2 separate regions of the Homo sapiens genome follow, and region 2 is linked to region 1. A link is a loop called in an ENCODE intact Hi-C map of the cell type or tissue named here. Cell type or tissue: heart right ventricle. All regions are shown on one strand. Each heading gives the region's core, and the rest is flanking DNA. Links, peaks and the distances in the headings are about the cores only. Region 1 overlaps BNIP1 (BCL2 interacting protein 1). Region 2 overlaps NKX2-5 (NK2 homeobox 5).

Region 1 (10,382 bases), core at 1,294-9,293:
AGCAAAAGGAAAGCAAGCAGGTGACCCCAAGGTCACTCCTTGAGTTTGCAGCTTACCTGAACATCTGGGCTCGGAACCAGCCAGGGGCTTCCTCTCAGCGTGTGCTGTGGGAGAGGCCTTGGAGAGAGAGGGAGCAAGGCGACAACTTGGCCTCTGAGCCCAGGGCTTTTATGCTCTGGTGTGGCGACAGCATACCCCCCGCTAACAGTGGGAAGGAAACACAAATGCTGGTGGCTTCTGGGGTGTTGAGAGGGTCCCGGTGTTCTTGGGGCCCATTTTGTACAAGCGATAACTATTGAAGAAAAGAGAAGAATACAGTTCTTAACCCTTTCCTTATGCCTCACAAATTCAGCTTGATTTAAAAGCCTACTAGGACCATAATTTTAAAACAAAAAGCTTATTAGGAATATGGTGTCTGGAATTTGCTCCACAATTGCAGGAGTAGTTGCAGTTGGGGGGAGGGGGAGCAGGATTTCAGAGGTTGGTGGTTCTTGGTTATGGGTGGTGGACACATGGCATTTCATGATATTATGCTGTCTGCTCTGTGATGGTTCAAAATTCTCCGTAATAATAAAGTTTAAAAAGAAAGGCCTATTAGATTTTTACTTAGCAAGATCTCAGGGTTTTGAAATCGCAGCAGGCAGGCGTGGAGAAAGCAGGCGGAGAGGGATTCCTGTTCTGTGAGTGTTTGTTTTTCTCCTTTTATCTGTCATTTTCAAAACGCTGCTGTGTTTCCTCTGATAATTTATCCTATTTACTTATTAGCTTTTAATTTTTAAAAAGGTAACACATACAGCATAGAGAAGGATAAGAAAACTCTAGCCCAGGACTGCCATAGAAACGCAACAGCAGCCACGTATGTAACTTTAAATTTTCCAGTAGGCACATGTTAAAAAGTAAAAAGAAACATAAGAAATTAATTTTAGTAAGATGTTTATTTAACCCATTATGTAAAATATTATAATTTCAATGTAAAACTAATATTAAAAACTATTGAGATATTTTACATTCCTTTTTCTTAGATTAAGTCTTTGAAACATCGTGTGGATTTTGGCCAGGCGCGGTGGCTCATGCCGGTAATCCCAGCACTTTGGGAGGCCAAGGCGGGCAGATCACTTGAGGTCAGGAGTTCGAGACCAGCCTGACCAACATGTTGAAACCCTGTCTCTACTAAAAATACAAAAAGAAAATTAGCTGGGCGTGGTGGTGCATGCCTGTAGTCCCAGCTACTGGGGAGGCTGAGGCAGGAGAATCATTTGAACCTGGGAGGTGGAGGTTGTGATGAGCCAAGATCACGCCACTGCACTCCAGCCTGGGTGACAGAGTGAGACTGCATCTCAAAAAAAAAAAGAAAAGAAACATTGTGTGGGTTTGACACTTACATCTCCTGACATCTCCATTTGCATTAGCCACGTTTTTCTATGCACAGCAGCCTCGCATGTCTAGGGGCTGCCATATTGGTCAGCACAGCTCTGGAGAGTACAAAAGGGACACAAAAAAGATCACTCTCTGTTCTGACCTCCAGCTGACCCCTACCTGCCAGCCCTCTGGTCCACTTCCCAGAGGCAACCTCTGTAACCAGTGTCTTAAAAAATATCTTGTGATCCTCCAAGCTTTTGTAACTTAAGCAAATGAAATACCATTTATCTCCCTGTTTCTTACCTAAATGGAAACATTTCACAGGCGTTCCTTTATACTTTCCCTTTTCACTTAATGTGTTCTATTCAATGGCTGTTCTGATGATGCCTTGCTATGTTTTGTGGGAGAACCTCGCCAGGTACACCTTCTACCCTCAGCGTCAGGCCCAGATACCCATATTCAGAAATACATCTGACTCTGGGGACAGTGATTCCTTAAGGGACGTGGGCCTCTTCTTAGGTGTCACCTCCTTAAAGCTACAGCCAGTATCCCTGGCCTGAGGGACTGGTATGTGTGAGGGCTTACGGCAGAGCCCGGGACACCCTTGCCCTTTTGAGATCCTGCAAAGTGCCGGTCTGGCCAGCAGATGTCCTGGAGGCCGCACCTCATAGGTGGAAGGTTCTGGTGCATTTGGCTGCTGCCCCAACACAGACCTCACAGTGCCTGCCCACGATCCCTGGGTTGATTTTGTGGCTGGTGGTTTCCCTGAGCAGCGTCCATCTGCTTCAGAGAGCTGAGGAGGTGGCTGGGTGAGCAAGCCTCTTCTGCCCTTCTCCCTGGTGACGCTCATGTTCAAGGACTCCCAGACAAACCCCCCCTCACTCTCTGGAGCTGATGGGACCTGGGGAGGAGCCTTTCCTTGTCAGCTCCTTGGCTGGTCTCCACATGCTTTGATTCCAGCTCAGAGGAACTCACTTGAGAATGCTGGTTTTTATCAGCACCCCAGCCAGCAGAGTGAGGTCTTTGGATCTTGAGCTGCAGTCTCTGAGTTGGGCCTCCTTCCTCTTTTGTTTCAGTCACTTCTTCACGAACGATCCTGGATGCAAATGAAGAATTTAAGTCCATGTCGGGCACCATCCAGCTGGGCCGGAAGCTTATCACAAAATACAATCGCCGGGAGCTGACGGACAAGCTTCTCATCTTCCTTGCGCTAGCCCTGTTTCTTGCTACGGTCCTCTATATTGTGAAAAAGCGGCTCTTTCCATTTTTGTGAGATCCCAAAGGTGCCAGTTCTGGCCCTTTCAGCTCCTGTTTCAGGATCTGTCCTGGTTCCTGAGCTCTAGGCTGCTAAGCTGAGCCACACACCCCTCCGTTTGCACCAGTTGCCTGCAGGTTGGATGGAACACAGTGCCCCACTTTTCTGCAAGTAGCTGGCTTGTAAAGGGTGAACAGAGCCATGGGAGGAAGGTCTGGCATTGGGATGCCGCCCTGGGGACATACGAACCGCCTCCTTCCACCATTGTGCACTATGGGAGGCCGCTGCTGCGTGGAGCACTTAAAGTCCAGCCTCCAGGACCGGATGCCCCTCCTGTCTCCCGCTCCCATCGTGCCCTTAAATGCCAGATCTGGTGGAGGGAAGAGAGAAGAGGTAGGAAGAAAGGTGATGAAAACTCCTGGTCATTCCTTGAATAAACTTGATTTTATTTAATAGAATAAAATGTATTTGATTTTGTAAGATAGCCCTCTGGGAATGTGTGTTCCTCTTTTCTTTTTTCTTTTTTTTTGAGATGGAGACTTGCTCTATCATCCAGGCAGGAGTGCAATGGCGCAATCTTGGCTCACTGCAGCCTCTGCCTCCTGGGTTCAAAAGATTCTCTTGCCTCAGCCTCCCAAGTAGCTAGGATTACAGGCACACACCACCATACCCAGCTAATTTTTGTATTTTTTTAGTAGAGATGGGGTTTCTCCATGTTGGCCAGGCTGCTGTCGAACACCTGACCTCAGGTGATCCACCCATCTTGGCCTCCCAAAGTGCTGGGATTACAGGTGTGAGCCACCATGCCCAGCCCTCTTTTCTTGATGTCCAGATTTTTAGGACATGAACCTAGATTATTTATTTATTCATTCATTCAACAACGAATTAGCATTGTTATTTTCTTTCTGTCCCCACCCAACAACAAGGAACTATTAAACAGCTGCCACACACAGGGTGTTATAGACGCTGCTGAACATGACAAATACATTGGTGAACCAGACATGGTTCCTCCCTCAAGGAGGAACAGAAGGAGACACGGAAATAAAATCTCACAGACTATCAGGAAGGAGGGTCCAACAGCCCCTGTTCAACCAGGTGTGGTGGCTGATACCTCTAATCCCAGCATTTTGGGAGGCTGAGGCAGGATGATCACTTGAGCCCAGGAGTTCAAGACCAGCTAGACAACATAGCAAGACCCTGTCTGTATTTAAAAAAAAAAAACAAAAAAACAGAAACAGAACAGAAAACAGCCCTTGTTGGAAGTGGCTCACACCAACATCTGAAAAGGCTGCAATGCCATTCTCTACCACAGCAGCCTGGCCAGGCCTGGGGGTGTGCAGTGATTCGGGCTGGCACATGCCTTTCTCTCTGATGTCCAGAGCTAAGTATAACCAAGGAGGGAGAAGCTAGTGAGAAGCTGAGACTGTGTGAGCCTGAGTTCTGTCCAGGCCAGAGGGAGAGGGCCCAGGCTAGGCCAGTCCTAGAGGTGCTGTGTCTTTTGTGCTGCAGGCCTGGCTGACCTCAAGCTTGAAATCCCAGCCTCCCCCACTATTTATAGCCCCAGAGGACCTGGGAAGGGCAGTGTGGAGGCTGAAGGGAAAGTGGGAAGAACATGGACTTTGATCCTTGGCTCAAACACTTGGTTTTGAGATTTGGCTCCACTGCTAATGGACCACAGGACCATTGGCAAGTTACTTTATGTTGCTAAGCCTCAGTTTTCCTATCTGTAAAATGGAGGTGATAATCCATATGGGTCCTCATAGAGTCAACTTGAGAATCCAATGAGAATATAAAGCAGCAAGTGTAGCTAGCTGTCTTCAGACCAGGCCTGCCATGGCCTTTCCAAATGCTGCCACCCCCTGGGCCCTGGGCACTGAGGTTTCCTGCAGCTGACAGCAGCGGTGCTTCAGGAAAAGCTGGGCCAGGCACCAGCATTCTGTTAGAGGTGTTTGAGCAGAGGATGTCAAGAGTTAAGGCCTCAGTTATAAAGTGGCAGATCATCATGGGACCAAGTTATAAAAAACTAGCTGCACATCTCAGACCAGCTTAATGAGTGGATTCCAAGTTAAAGTGTGGATCTAAGTATAGATCCACACTGTGTACACACACACACACACACACACACACACACACATAATTTTGTAGGCTGTATATCATCCTTAAACAATTCCTGGCCCCAAAAGACACTCGGTGCAGATTGTGCACACATGTGTCTTATTTATAGTCAAATTAAAGCTGAGAATAAAGCACAGATGGGAAATTCCCACTCAGATTCCAGCTGTAAGTGCAGCAGATGGATGTTATCAAGTTCAGATTTTCTTGTCTTAACATTTTTCTTTACTGCTTCCCACTAATTGTCAACATCCTCCTCACAATATGGAATTGCGTGGGCTCTGTATGCCCTAAAATTGCTCCCTTTGACACTTTATTCCTCTTTTACTTGCCTCCTCCTGAAAATAGAGTTGAATGTGACCCATTTTGAAATGTCATTGATAACAACATCTTGCAACCTCCACCAGCCACCAGGGTTAATCCTTCCCCAAAGCAGAATGCGGCCCTCTCCATGCTCAACCATGAGAGGGCAGTGTCCACATTTGCTCTGCCTTCTTGCAGTGGGTGTGGTAATCTTCATCGGTCCATTTGAAATGCTCTTATGGATATATATATATATATATATATATATATATATATATATATATACACACACACACACACACACTGCATATATATATATATGTACTGCGTGTGTATATGCAGTATATATTTATATGTAGGTATCAGATTTTTTTTTTTTTGAGACGGAGTCTCGGTCTGTCACTCAGGCTGGAGTGCAGTGGCGCAATCTTGGCTCGCTGCAACCTCCGCCTCCCAGGTTCAAGCAATTCTCTGCCTCAGCCTCCTGAGTAGCTGGGATTACAGGCACCTGCCACCACGCCCGGCTAATTTTTTTTTTGTATTTTTAGTAGAGACTGGGTTTCACCATCTTGGCCAGGCTGGTCTTGAACTCCTGACCTCGTGACCCGCCTGCCTTGGCCTCCCAAAGTGCTGGGATTACAGGCGTGAGCCACCGCGCCTGGCCAGATTTTTTAAAACATAAATGTATGAAGCTTACCTATATTTTGTTTTTGGATATGTTTCCTAAGTGGCCATAATTTTCACTGTTAAATAGTAATGCAAGCTCAGATGCTACCTTTTTTTTTTTTTTTTTTAGACAGGGTCTTGCTCTTTTGCCCAGGCTGGAGTGCAGTGGTGCGACAATGGCTCACTGCAACCTCTGCCTCCTAGGCTCAAGCGATCCTCCCACCTCAGCCTCCTGAGTAGCTGGGACTACAGGTGTGCACCACCACGCCTGGCTAAATTTTGTTTATTTTTTGTAGAGATGAAGTCTCACTTTGTTGCCCAGGCTGGTCTCAAACTCCTGGGCTCAAGCAATCCTTCCACCTCAGCCTCCCAAAGTGCTGGGATTACAGGAATGAGCCGTTGTGCCCGGCTCATCTGTTACATTTTGATTAGCTGACAGTCAAGGAGTTAAAGGTATAGAGCAGTCATCAAGAGATCTTTCATTCAAGAAGTATTTACTGAGCACCTACTATGTACCAGGTACTTGTGTTAGAGCTACACAGTGAACAAAACAAAGATTCTCTGTTGTCATGGACCTTCTGGTGTGTAGGGGATGTTGGGCAGATGATAAACAGTTAATACATGAAATGAGTGGTTTGGGAAGAGTGGAGCTTATTGATGGCGATCTGGATGGAGAGGTGGGAGCAGGTTTGCAGTGTTAAGCAGAGTGGTCAAGGTTGGTCTCACTGGGGTAGGATTTGAGCAAAGACTTGAGGCAGGGGAGGTGCGTCCTGGGGACAGTCGAGAGAGGGTTCTGCACAGAGGGAGCAGCTGGAGCAAAGGCCGGGCAGGGGCACACTGGCACATCTGAGGAGGGCAAGCAAGGCTGCGTGGCAAGAGGTGAGTGTAGGGGCTCAGTGACCTCAGGCTGCCAACCTGGAGCCCATCTCCCGCCCATACCCACCCTTTTCTTACCTCTCACAATCTTTGGCCCTGTTGGGCACTGGTTCTTCCAGAAAGCTCCCCGGCTATGTGGTGCCACGCTCTCTTGGCTTCCGTCTTACCTCTCTGGCAACTCCTCTCCTATTCAGGCTTAAATGCTTCAGATCTTGTTCCCTTTGTATCAAAGGAAAGGTCATCCATGTTCCTACACTTTGACCATATCTACAGGATGCTCAGCCATAATTCAAAAGTTAAATGTGCAATGCAGGCCTCCCAGGCAAGCTCCAGACCCTGATCAGCTCCACCGCCCTGTGGCTGGTGCTCCTCATCCGCCCCACGTTCCTGATCGCTCCCCACCCCACAGCCTGGGCCTTCCCGGGCTTCCTGGCTTCCCTAGCACGCTTCCTATTTTCTCCTTCTTGGGTCTCTTTTCCCTTCATCCAGCCCATCTCTTTGAAACCTCTTTCCCACCAAACCAGGAGATGAGCATTCGCTTTATTTTGACAGATTCGTGTCAACCTTGTTCTGAAAAGAAGGCATCCATACATTGTGTTAGTGTATGTAGGTGGCTGAGAAAAGATAGTGAAGCAAGCTCTGTGTTCTTCCTTGGCTAATGGTGGTCTTCCCTGGGGCCCTGCTGGAGGGTTTGCCCAAGCTGTGTTTCTTCCCTGAGCAAGAGCAGAATAAAAATAGCTGTGGGCTAATCTAAGAGATAGCAGACAGGAGTCTCAGCCCTGTTGTCAGGAATGAAGGGCTCAGCCTGGGGGTGAGGGGAGGGGTGGGTGTTATCACCCCAATGTCCCTTCAGTCCCCAACAGCAGGCCCAGGCTGCTACACACCAGAAACCTCAGGGCTCGTAGTGTTGGTCAACTTGCATCTTTAATGGGCCACAGTGTCTCAGTCAAAACTGTGGCCTTTGGTGGCAGAGACCTGAATTCTAGTTGTGCTCTTCTTGGCCATATGCCCTCAGCAATGGATCGCCTCCTCCACAACAGTTCTGACCTCTTAGCGGTACTGGGATGATCAAACGACAAGACACACGCCAGGAGCTCACTCAGTACCTCTCACACAGTGACCCTGGCGGCTGCCGCATTCTCTCCCAAACAAAAGCAAAACGGCCTACTACCCCTTTCTGTCTGGGGCTTAACTTTAGGAAAACAGCGCTTAGGCTAAGAAGAAGAGGATGCTGGGGTGGGTGAGAAATCAGGACCCAAGGACGGAGCACAGTTTCCCAAATGGCAAAGGACTGAGAGGGGCAGAACAGGCCCGGGCAGGTGGCCATCTTTCCCGATCCATGGAAAAAAAAGTTAATGGGTAGAATTAGCTTAATGTGCAATGTTCTTTTTTCTTATTCTTAAATCTTTGCTCTTCCCCTCCTTCCCCTGCAATCTTGTTTGCTGGCAAAGAGTACCCCTAGATAAAATGAATCCATAGAATACCAAATGAATGTGATGGAAGAAGGAGCAAATGGTGAATCTGTTTTAATCTGATACCCTGAATGGCACGAAGAACAAGAGTGCTCCTGGCAGAAATTTCATAATTTTTAAGGAAGTCATTCTTGGTTTGCAAGAGATGGCTTTTCCGTGGCATTCCCCATTGCCACCTGAACAGGCTTCAGAAGCAATGGATTAAAGGACCAAGAGGGTGTGATCTGTCAGACTCTGCAGACTCCTGCTGCCATCCTGAGGGACCTCGTCCTCCCATCCATTCCCATATCTTATTGAGTGTGTGCTAAAGCTACACTCTGCTGCATCCTGTGGACAGAAGAGTAAGATCCCGCCTGCCTTGCAGAGCCAACAGCTTGTCAGAGATTGACCTGAAGTCAGACAGATACACGAGAGGGTATATTGAGACCCCATAGTGAATTGTAATTCCAATTCACTAAGCCGAAAGAAAAAAAATTAAGCTGAAATTTGAGTCGTGCAAGAAATTGCCTTTCCTCTGGTTCCTGAGCAGATAGCTACAGATAAAAAGTTAAATATCTCCACAGGCGGCTACTCTATGTTCACCTTACCCTTATGTAAAGTGCTAATTTACTGAGCACCAGATAATTCATAGTTGACCATCCCCCTGCCTGCTCCTTCTCCCTTGCAACCTGTGGATGACCATACACCCTCCCTCTTTCCCTTCCAGCCAGCTTTTCCTCTTTAAATATTGAAGCCCTTAAAATCATCCTCGGAGAAAGGCACAGACCACGGACTGTTTCTGTGATTCTGTGTTTTTATCTTCCAGATATGTCCTTAACTTTGGCAAAATAAACCTTTAAATTGATTGAGACCCGTTTCAGATACCTTTTGTTTTACAAAAGCAATATATGTTCATTGTGGAAAAACTAAGAAATATGTTTAACCAAAACAAATTCCTCCCCTAAAAGATAATAGGGAGTCATAGTGCGGCCGGGCACGGTGGCTCATGCCTGTAATTCCAGCAATTTGGGAGGCCGAGGCAGGCAGATCATTTGAGGCCAGGAGTTTGAGACCAGCCTAGCTAACATGGTGAAACACCGTCTCTACTAAAAATACAAAAGTTAGCCGGGCGTGGTGGCACATGCCTGTGATCCCAGCTACTCGGGAGGCTGAGGCAGGAGAATCGTTTGAACCCAGGAAACAGAGGTTGCAGTGAGCCGAGATCATGCCACTGCACTCCATCCTAGGCAATTGAGTGAGACTCTGTCTCAAAAAAAATTAGTCCTTCTGGTGGGTGTGTTGTAGTCTTTATTGTGGCTTTAGTTTGCATTTCCTAATGATAATGATGTTATGTGCTTATTTACTGGCCACATATCTTCTTTGAGGAAGTGTCTTGCTATGGTCTGAATGTTTGTGATTTCCTCTCCTTGCCCCAATTAATATGTTGAGATCCTAACCCCCAAGGTGAGGGTAGTAGAAGGTGGGGCCTTTGGGAGGTGATTAGGTCATGAGGGTGGAGCCCTCATGAATGGGATTAGTGCCCTTATAAAAGAGGCCCAAAGAGGCCCCAGGGAGACCCCCGACCCCTTCCACCATGCAAGGACACAGCAAGAAGGTGTCATCTAGGAACCAGGAAGTTGGCCCTCGCCAGACACTGAATCTGTCAGTATCTCACTCTTGGATATCCCAGCCTCCAGGACTGTGAGAAATATATTTCTGTTGTTTGTAAGCCACCCAGTTTGTGGTATTTTGTTATCTCAGCTTGAATGGACTAAGATATGTCTTTTCAAATTTTTTTTTTTTGAAATGGAGTCTTGCTCTGTCACTTAGGCTGGAGTGCAGTGGTGCTATTTCGGCTCACTGCAACCTCCACCTCCTGGGTTCAAGCCACTCTCCTGCCTTAGCCTCCCGAGTAGCTGGGATTACAGGTGTGTGCCACCACGCCAGGCTAATTTTTGTATTTTCAGTAGAGACGGGGTTTTGCCATGTTGGCCAGGCTGATCTTGAACTCCTGACCTCAAGTGATCCGCCTGCCTCGGCCTGTCAAAGGGCTAGGATTACAGGTGTGAGCCAATGCACCCGGCCCTTTTCAAATATTTTGACCATTTTTTTAATTAGGTTGTTTGATTTTTTTTTATTTTTTCATTTTTATTATACTTTAAGTTCTAGGGTACATGTGCACAACATGCAGGTTTGTTACATATGTATACATGTGCCATGTTGGTGTGCTGCACCCATTAACTCATCATGCTCCTAATGCTTTCCCTCCCCCCTTCCCCCACCCCACAACAGGCCCCGGTGTGTGATGTTCCCCTTCCTGTGTCCAAGTGTTCTCATTGTTCAATTCCCACCTATGAGTG
Region 2 (10,073 bases), core at 2,074-10,073, 62 kb after region 1:
GAGCATTGATTCATCTTTGAGATTGATTCATGTTGTTGAGTGTGGCTGTGGCACTTTCATTTTCACTGCTGTATAATATTCCACTCTGTGAATTTTCTACAACTTAATTATAACTCTGTCCAACTGTTGATAGGCAATTTGGTGGTTTCAAGGACATACCCTTACACTCAAGGCTGTTTTGAACTTCATTACTTATGTCTCTAGGTACCCATATACAAGACTATCCCTGGTGTATATTCCTAGAAGAGGAATTGCTGGATCTTGGGTAGGCTCGTATTCAAATTTACTAAGTTGTGCCAAACTGGCTTCTAAAGTCTTTGTCCTCAGTTACACCCCTACCAGAAGAATTCCCACTGATGCCTACTCTATCCCAATTCTAATTTTTGCCAATCTGTTATATGAAGTGTATTGTCTCATCATGACTTTTTGTTTTTCTAAGTAATAAACAGAGTATATTTTTTTATATATTTTGGGGCCATTTGTACTTCCTTTTCCTTGAAATCCCTGTTCATTTCTCCTGCCCATTTTCCCCCTTTCGGTAATTTGTCTTCATTTGTTTATTCAGCATCATTTTTTTCTAAGCTCCTACAAGTGCCAGGCCCTCTTTCTGGTGCTTGGGATATACATCATTCAACAAAAGAATATGTTAGATATGATAAAGTCTAATGGAAAAAAAACACATCAGAGCAAGGTAGGGCTACCAGGAGTATGTGCATAGGAGTGCAAATTAAAATAGGGTACTCAGAAAGGGGCTCATGATAAGGTGACATTTAGGTAAAGACTGGAAGCAGATGAAGAATTCACCAGGCAGACATTCTGGGGGAAGGACAGTCCAAGCAAAGGGAACAGCCAGTGCAAAGACTCTGAGGCAGGAATTGCCAGGCTTGTCGGAATAACAGTAAGGAAGTCAGAGAGGCTGGAGTGCAGTGGCCAGGAAGTGTTAGGATTTCACGATATATTCTGGTACTAATGCTTTGTTGGCTATATATATTGCAAATATCTTCTATTTTGTGGCTTGACTTGCCTTTTCACTCTATGTGTGGTGTCTTGGGGAGTATGGGTTTAACTCCTGGGCTTAAGCGTAGATTTTTAATTTTAATGTAGTCCAGCTGTTCCTTTAAGGTTTGTGCTTTTTGGAGTCATGTTTCAGTAATCTTTTCCTAACATAAGGTCATAAAATATTTTTCTATGTTGTCTTTTAAGTGTTACATAGTTTTGCTTTTCATAGGTGGGCCTTTAATTAACCTTGATCTGATTTTGTGAATGATGTTCTCTCTCTCTCTTTTTTTTCTAAATCTTATGGAGAACCACTTATAGAAAAGTTCACCCTTTCCCCACTGAACTTCAAAAATACCTCTGGGCCAGGTGTGGTGGCTCATGCCTGTAATCCCAGAACTTTGGGAGGCCAAGGTGGGAGGATCCTTTGAGCCCAGGAGTTCAAGACCAGCCTGGGCAATGTGGTAAAACCCTGTCTCTGCAAACAACAACAATAACAATAAGCAACAACAACAACAAAACTAGCTGGGCGTGGTGGCGCGCCTGTAGTCCTAGCTACTTGGGAGGCTGAGGCAGGAGGATCAATTGAGTCTGGTAGGTAAAGACTGCAGTGAGCTGCGATCGTGCCATTGCACTCCAGCCTGGGTGACAGAGCAAGACGCTGTCTCAAAAAAACTTCTTTTAATTAAAAAACCAAATCTCACTTCCCCCAAAACAAAACTAACCCTTTCATGGATTGTATATGTATACTTCTGATTCTAGGCACTCTGTTCTCTCTCATTGATCTATGTTTCTGCCCTTGTGTCAGTATCACAGTGTTAACTACCATAGCTTTACAAGCCTTGCTAACTGATAGGAAAGAACCCCCCACCTCATTTTCCTTATTTCTTTATTTAAGAATGTCTTGGGGCTGGGTGCAGTGGCACATGCCTATAATCCCAGCACTTTGGGAGACTGAGGCAGATGGATTGCTTGAGTCCAGTAGTTTGAGACCGGCCTGGGAAACATGCTGAAACCTCATCTCTACTAAAAATGCAAAAAATTAGCCAGGCATGGTGGTATGCAGCTGTAGTCCCAGCTACTTGGGAGGCTGAGGTGGGAGAATCACCTGAGCCTAGGAGGTTGAGGCTGCAGTGAGCCAAGATCATGACACTGCACTCCAGCCTGTGTGACTGGACTCTAGGCACGGTGGCTCACACCAGAAATCACAATAGTTTGGGGGGCTGAGGTGGGAGGATTGCTTGAGCCCGGGAGTTCAAGACCAATCTGGCAACATAGGGAAAACCCACCTCTACACACACACACACACACACACACACACACACACACACATAAGCTGGGCATGGTGGTGTGCGTCTGTGGTGGCAGTTACTCAGGAGGCTTAGGTGGGAAGATAGCTTGAGCCCAGGAAGTCGAGGACACAGTAAGCCATAATTGCACCACTGCACTCCAGCCTGGGTGACAGAGTGATACCCTGTCATCAAAAAAAAAAAAAAAAAAAAAAAAAAAAAAGAATTTCTTGGCTATTCTTAGATCTCTACACTTCCATGTGAAATTTCCATTCAGCTGTGACGTTACAGAATACACAAATGCACTCTTAGCACTTTGATTGAGAGTGCACTGAATCTGGAAAACATTTAGGGATATTTCAAACCATCATCTATTTATTTACACTGTTTAAGCCTCAAATCTTTTTGAAAGGCTTTTGAAGAGTTTACACTAGGTGGTTAGGAAATCTGGATCATGGAAAGATGTGAAAATAGGCACCAGAGAGAACAAATATGGTGATAATTAAGCATCAAATTTGCCTGGAGTTGGGGGAAGGGGAAGCTATTCTTTTTAATTTGTAGGAAGAGGCTACACATGACGGAGCACCTGTAGTCCCAGCTATTTGTGAGGCTGAGGTGGGAGGATTGCTTGAGTCTAGTAGTTGAAGCCCAACCTGGACAATAGAGCAAGACCCCATCCCTAAAACAATTTTTTGTAAGGAGAAAGCTAAGCTAACATTGTTAGCAATACATGTTTCCTATTGCTGAGATTGCATGGGAATTTATGAAGGGCCACAGAAGGACAATAATGAATAATGAATGGTTGCATTAATTGAAAATGCAGACTCCTTTCCATATATAGCCACTTATTTTATTTTTTGAAGGAAAATTTGTATTGTTTTAATTATTTTTATATACAGAAAACTTAACAGTGTACATTTAACCCAGTTTGGTGGCAAGTTCTTTAGCCTTTGCCTTTTCAAGCTTGGCGATGTGAACCACAGACTTGGGACCCAGGACACTGCCTCCCCAGTGACGGTGGATCTCATCATATTTGTCGTTGTAATTGGTCCTGATAGCTTCCACCAGCTTAGCCAAAGCTCTTTTGTCTTCTGAGTTAACCTGTGTGAAGGCGGCAGTGGTGCAGGTCTTCCTGTGGACTGACTACACGCCCCAGTCTTGCCTTCCCCTTGATAATGCAGTAAGGGACCCCCCTTTTATGACACAGTGCAGGCAGGGAGACAACCAGCTTGATGGGATCCACGTTGTGTGCAATCACCACCAGCTGAGCTTTCTTGTTCTCTACCAAAGTGGTGATGGTGTTAACTCCTGCTCAAAGGACAGATGGTCTCTTAGTGGGGCTGTCCCCTTTGCCAGCAGCTTTCTTCTTGGCCTGGGACAAAAGCCTCTGCTTCTTCACTTGCTTTGTCTCTGGTCTGTACTTATGAGCCAGTTTAAGCAGCTGAGTAGCTGTTTGGCGGTCCAGGGCCTGGGTAAACTGGTTAATTGCAGGAGGCACTTTCAGCCTATAGCCACTTATTTTAAAGATCTCACCTGAAAAGCTGAAGGCAGAGAAAACCAGTCAGGGGCAGGGGGTGAGGTGAGTGCTGTGAGGCTAATATGAGTCCATTTCAAGACGTCTGCTGAGCTGGAGTTCAAGATAGGTGAGGATAGTTTAGGGTATACTGGAAAGAAGGGCATTTGGTCATGGAACTTGGCTTGGCTACTTTCTAACTGCAGGAATAGGGAAAGTGACAAAAATTTTTTTTTTTTTGGAGGCAAAGTCTTACTCTGTTGCTCAGATTGGAGTGCAGCTGGAGTGCGGCAGAACACTCATAGCTCATTGCAGCCACGACCTCCTGGGCCCAAGCGATCCTCCTGCCTCAGCCTCCTGAGTAGCTGGGACCACAGGCGTGCACCACCATGCCCAGCTAATTTTTTGATTTTTTTTGTAGAGACAAGGTCTCCCTGTGTTGCCCAAGCTGGTCTTGAACTCCTGGGCTCAAGCAATCCTTCGCCTCAGCCCCCAAAAGTGCTGGAATTATACGCATGAGCCACTGTGCCTGGCCCGACAAAACCTTTTTTTTTTTTGAGACGGAGTGTTGCTCTGTCGCCCAGGCTGGAGTGCAGTGGCATGATCTTGGCTCACTGCAAGCTCCGCCTCCCGGGTTCACACCATTCTCCTGCCTCAGCCTCCTGAGTAGCTGGGACTACAGGCACCTGCCACTGCGCCCGCCACCACGCCCGGCTAATTTTTTGTATTTTTAGTAGAGATGGGGTTTCACCGTGTTAGCCAGGATGGTCTCGATCTCCTGATGTTGTGATCCACCTACCTCTGCCTCCTGAAATGCTGGGATTACCGGCGTAAGCCACCCCGCCCGGCCCTGACAAAACCCTTTTAAGGCTCACTTTCTTCATCTGTAAAATGGACTCCACAATGAACAGCAGATTTCAAAGCTTCAGTGAGCTCACGCAGAGAGCCTGGCATACTATAAGCCCCCACGGAGGCTGGTTTGCTCCTAGTCTGCTTCCTGCAGGACTCCGGTGTGGAGTTTAGGATCTGGGTAGAAGAAATGGACTGTCTCGGAATATTCCCCCCAAATTGCTCTTCTCTCCAAAGCAGCACTGGCAGGACCTGAGCTTCACAAGCCACAGGGATGGCTTTGGGGTCCAGACTGAGACGGGCATGTCCCAGAGTCCCTCTCCCAGCCTCCACCATTCCACTTTCCTGCCCGGGGTCCCCAGGGCTGCCTGGCTTGTGCCTCAGCCATTGGATCACAGCAAACACACAGAGACCCTGAGATAGAAGAGCAGGGCCTGGAGAGGGGAAATCTGACTCCAGTTTCTTGCAGGCCCTCAAGAACTGGAGCCCGTGCAGTCTGGGGCCTCTGCTGGTGGCGGTTGCGGTTCTCCAACCTGCCAAATGATGAGAATCATCTGGACACCAATGCAGTTTTGAAGGCCCTGTCCCTGGGGAGTCCAGTTCAAGGCAGCTGGGGCAGGCAGGGGTTTGGGTTTGTCCCGGCCTCCAGGCAGTTTGTCTCTTTGGGCAGGCTTGGGAGCTGCTGAGAGTGGGTTGAAGAGCTAGGGCTCTCTGGAACCATCTGGATCCCAGCACCAGCTTCCCCACTCCACACTACTGGAGTGGCCTTAGGTAGGTGATGTTTTTAACTTCTCCGGGTTTCAATTTCCTCCTTGGAAAATGACAGAATGAGATTTGCAGGGTAAGCATTTAGCCCTGGGCCTGGCACAAAGTAAGCACCAACAGATGTTAGGCAATAATCCATACTGTTATTCCACGCAGCTGTGGGCTGCAGCAGGGTGAGGAGCCCATGGTGATCTGAGGGTCTCGCCCTCGGGTCTCTTCACTGCTCACCACTGGGGTGAGCTCTCCTCTGAGTCGCAGCAAGAGGGCCGGGCTGCATCCCTGGAGTCCCAGCTGCCACCATCCCGTCTGAGATTCCTCTCAGACTCAAAGGGAATAATAAGTGTGCTTCTCTGGTAATTTGTTGTGCCTGGCACATAGAAATCATCCAGGAATTGTTAGCTAATATCATGTCTGTACTCTTTAATGGACAAACATTTCCTGGCGCCTACTCTTTGCCAGTCCTGAACTGGGATGGGACCACGCTACATACTGGGGCTCTGGAACCAGCCTGCCTGGGCTTGAAACCAAGCTCTGACACTGACCAGCTGTGTGACCCTGGGCAACGTACTCCTTCTTTCTGGGTTTAAAATGAATCCTTCATCTGTTTCCTCACGATAACCCAGAGGTATAAAAAGGGATTCAATGGGTTCACTTGTAAAGAGCTCAGAACAGTGCCTGGCACGCGATAAACTCTGTGAGTGATAAATTAAAGGCAGGCCACAGGCCCCTTTCTCCAGGAGCTCAGCCTGGTAGGGGAGTCGGCAAGGCTTAGAGGCCACAAGGCTGTTGCCTGCGGCGTAGAAGCGCTGGGCCTGAGCTCGGAATGCTTCCCGGAGGATGCGAGGGGCGGGCGCTGCGGGGAAGACGGTGCTACTCCCGCGCGGGACCGCGTGATGTTTCCGAGTCAGCGGTGAAACCTGCGGCTTCCGCGCGTCCTTTAAAAATACAGGTATTTAGATACACACCGTGGCGTCGACTTAAGGTGAAATCTAAACAAAATGAAAGGACGGGAGCTATTCTGATTTGGCCGAACCTGTGCCTGCGGGCTGGGAATGACCCAAGGAAACGAAGGGACGGCGGAGCCAGTGCGGCGGGGGCCGGGTGGGAGGCGGTGGCCTCGTGCTGGGGACCCCCAGCCCCGGCTCGCCTTTGCCGGGAACCACCAAGCTAATTTTTTTCCCTTTCTTTTTTAAATAAACCTACCTTCCTTCCCCCATTTTTTCCTTTTAATATCGCTGTTTATCTCCATTTTTTTTAACTGCGGCGTGTTCTTGTTCGATTTTAAAAAATACTAAAAATAAAATGAGTCCCCTAGGTGCCTCCCTGGCGCCCTAGGCATGGAGAGCTCATGCCTGCGCCACCCTCATCTCCGCTGGCTTTGCCACCTCGGAGGCGCCCCACACTTCTCCTTTGTTTTGCTTTTCTCTGAGCCGGTTGAGTTTTCTTACCCTGAATGCGTCGTTTATACAATTAGCAACTGAACACAGAACAAATATCACCGATATAATTGGGGTGGGGGTCGCCATGTAAACACGGGGTGTTGTTACTTTAGGATACTTCTGACCCTGTCCCGGCCTGAGTCCTCGCTCCCTGACTCAGCATCCACGCAGGAAAGCCTCGCCCCAGCCAGGCAAGGGCAGTCCCTGCCGGCTCCTTGAGTTCTGCCGTCTACAGCTTGCCCCATCATGAGCCTGGATGTGAGGCCTGAGATCCTCACCCCACTGGCAAGAGTCTGGGTTCTGCTCAGCGCGGCCTGGAGCCATTCTGTCTGCATCTTTACTGGAGAGACATCCACAGTGTGGCGGGCTCTGGCTTCAGGAACACTCTCCCCAGTATGTGTCCTGTGTGTTTCCCAGCTCCCGTTCCCGCTTAGAGACTGGATGATCTTGACCACCCACGTAACCTCCTCAGTTTCCCGGTCTGCAAATGAAGATGGGTTCGGTGAGAGAACTCCTGTATACACTTAGCTGGGGTTGCTGGCATTTGGTGAGCCCTGGCAGATGCCAGCCAGCCGTTGTTAGCCTTTGTGAGCGCCTTGGGAAAGCTGCAGGAGATCCTGGGTCACTCAGCTGGTCCCCCAAGGGAGAGTATGACACATAAAGAGGGAAGTATCATGGAGAAATCCTCGTGGTATAACGTTAAGTGAAATAAATATTGTTTCTAATGCTACTGCAGACACCTGTAAGGTGAAAAAGGCCCACAGGAGTGCGGGACGGAGGCCACAGCGATCTGGTTAAGAGCAAATACGGGTCATTTCGGATAGAAGAATTTCCCAGTTGTGTGAGTTAGGCCTGCTGGGGCTGTGGGCTGGGGCTGCCTAGCAGGAGAGCACCGTCCTGCTTAGGAGCTGGTCTGGCAACCTGGAGGAGCCTCAGTGTGTCCCTCCGTAAGACTGAGACAGGAACATGTTAAAGACTCGCAGCAGGGTCACAGGCCCAGGAGGTGGAATGCCAGGGCTGAGCTGATCATCCGGCTCCCACTCCTGATGGCTCTCTCTAGCTGCCAGCTGGCCCAGACCTTCAGGTCCCTTCTTCTACTCAGCCAAGCCTTGAGCACAGCCCTTTCCTCTTCCTTCCCACAGCACAGCCCAGAACCCTGTGATGGTAGACTGCCTGCACTCCACTGCCCTTGTATCCTACTGTGTCCAGTGGTAACACTGGGTATAGACAGTGGTTGTACTTAGAACCTCCTGGCATCCTCCCCTCTTCCACGGGCGTGTGGCACTTACCCAGAGAGACACCACAGGCGCTGGCGGGGCTGCATGGTTCCTGGTGAGGCAGTAGGACAGCTCCTGGTTGTGCCAGGCCAGCCTGGCGACCCTTACTGGGAGTCAGGGGAACATTGAGAAGCACTCGGTTCCTGGCTGCCACAAGCAATGCTTTGGCTGTGTCAGGGAGCTCTCAGCCGGATGCCCCAATGCCCCAGGCCTCCAACTCAGTGCTTCCTGGGCAAAATATCAGAAAAACCCATATCCAGTGAGAAAACAAATCCTCAACTCCCTCTGGCTTTGGTCCCTTTTAAAGACGTATCTTAAAAAGATCCTGGGTCAGTTCCTCAGGCTCTGGGGCTGGTGATAGAGGAGCTGGAGGTCCGGTCCCAGCACCTGCTGACTGGCGATCCTGGATGCGAGCAAGGTGTGTTTGTTATCCTCATTTTACAGACAAACAAGAGCAACCACCGCCGCCGCCGCCACCACCACCACCGCCACCACCACCACCGAGGCATGCAGTGGGCAAGTCCCATAACAAGCAGGGTTTAAACTTGATTTCGCTGAGCCTCAGTTTTCTCATCTATAAAATCAGGACACTAGTAACATTTGTTGGTCAGAACTATGGTGAAATTAAATGCCCTAAGGAAAGGACATCAGTAAGGTTAGGGCTTAGGGGCTCCCTTGACCATGTGAATTTATGGGGCCTCACCACAGCTGGAGGTGAGCACCATCCGCAGGACACCTCTCTGGGGTCCAGCCTCGGCACTCAGTCCCACGGGCAGCTGATGAGGCCCCGACGTGGCATCTGGGGGCATCTGAGGAGCCTGAGAACGCTTGCCAAGGGCTTGGGTTCTTGGCTTTTCCATCTGGAAACAGGCTAAGGAGTTCTTTTAAGTGGGATGATCACGGTGCTCTCCAGCTACAGAGGGCCCAGGTTCTTTTGCTGTCCATTTAATGCCCAGTGCCTGGAACCGTGCCTGGCACACATTAGGATTCAAGGAGGGGAGCTTGGGAGCACAGGGAAGGCGGTCTCTGAAGTGAGGCATCCTGAATTTAACCAGAGTTCGACTAGTACTGGCTATTTGCTCGCAGGTAAGTCATTAAACCTCTCCGGGCCTCAGCTTCTAAACTTTAGGATTTTTTTTTTTTTGGATTATTGAGGATTATATGAGACAATCTCAGAAAGTGCCCGACACGGAACCAGTATGGTTCCAGCAAGGGTTAGGTTTTATTAGTATCAATGTTATCAATTTGCTCAGGGAATGCCTGTGCCTGAGATCTGAGACCAGTCCCGGGCGGCCACCTCTCTCCTGCTTCTGAAGCGCCGCAAGCTGAAAGAAGCACACGTGCGGGGTCAACGCACTCTCTTTAATGGGAAGGGGATCGTCATTTCTTACAGCAATAGGTAAAAACATAAATACGGGTGGGTGCGTGGGCGGGCGACGGCGAGATAGCAAAGGCCCGGGCGCCCGGCCCTGGCTCGCGGAATGGGCGGCCAGATCTCAGGCCCTGCGTGCCCGAGCTCAGTCCCAGTTCCAACCGGGGGTGCCCATGGACTCTCGGAGGGCACTCCTGGGGGGACAGCTAAGACACCAGGCTGCAGGATCACTCATTGCACGCTGCATAATCGCCGCCACAAACTCTCCCGTGCGCAAGAACAAACGCGCGTGGGACAGAAAAAGTTCCTAGGTCTCCGCAGGAGTGAATGCAAAATCCAGGGGACTCAGGGTCATGTTGGGAGCCCCTTCTCCCCCCGAGAGTCAGGGAGCTGTTGAGGTGGGATCGGTCAGGGTCGCGCCACGCGGGTCCCTTCCCTACCAGGCTCGGATACCATGCAGCGTGGACACTCCCGAGTTGCTCTGCGGAATCCCGGGGCTCTGAACCGCATTCAAGTCCCCGACGCCGAAGTTCACGAAGTTGTTGTTGGCGGCGGCAGTGGCCGGCTGCGCTG

Evidence for each region. A loop is a pair of places that touch in the nucleus more often than their neighbours do. Peaks named below come from ENCODE experiments on the same cell type or tissue, not always from the same donor. Only the 100,000 strongest peaks of a DNase experiment are listed, where the experiment ranks them.
Region 2: a loop joins it to region 1, with 7 times the contacts of the local background. A loop is called at or near these places in 23 of 110 quality-filtered maps.

The regions. Positions count from the first base shown.
Region 1 is chr5:173,161,290-173,171,671 of GRCh38, forward strand. It overlaps BNIP1 (BCL2 interacting protein 1), which reads left to right. Exons shown (of 6, transcript NM_001205.3): 6 at 2,436-3,098. The coding sequence ends at 2,632. Among named protein-coding and RNA genes, the nearest start is that of BNIP1, 22 kb to the left of the region's middle. In heart right ventricle, for the core only: CTCF peaks have their summits at 5,175 (motif pointing right) and 5,374; DNase peaks (open chromatin) are centred at 2,011, 4,026 and 5,192; H3K27ac peaks cover 4,696 bases.
Region 2 is chr5:173,222,633-173,232,705 of GRCh38, forward strand. NKX2-5 (NK2 homeobox 5) reads right to left here. Exons shown (of 2, transcript NM_004387.4): 2 at 9,477-10,073. The coding sequence ends at 9,937. It also overlaps the pseudogene RPL7AP33. Among named protein-coding and RNA genes, the nearest start is that of NKX2-5, 7.5 kb to the right of the region's middle. RefSeq lists enhancers at 6,554-7,220, 9,494-10,073. In heart right ventricle, for the core only: no CTCF peak of the experiment used is centred there; no DNase peak of the experiment used is centred there; H3K4me3 peaks cover 3,867 bases; H3K27ac peaks cover 4,276 bases; H3K27me3 peaks cover 5,785 bases.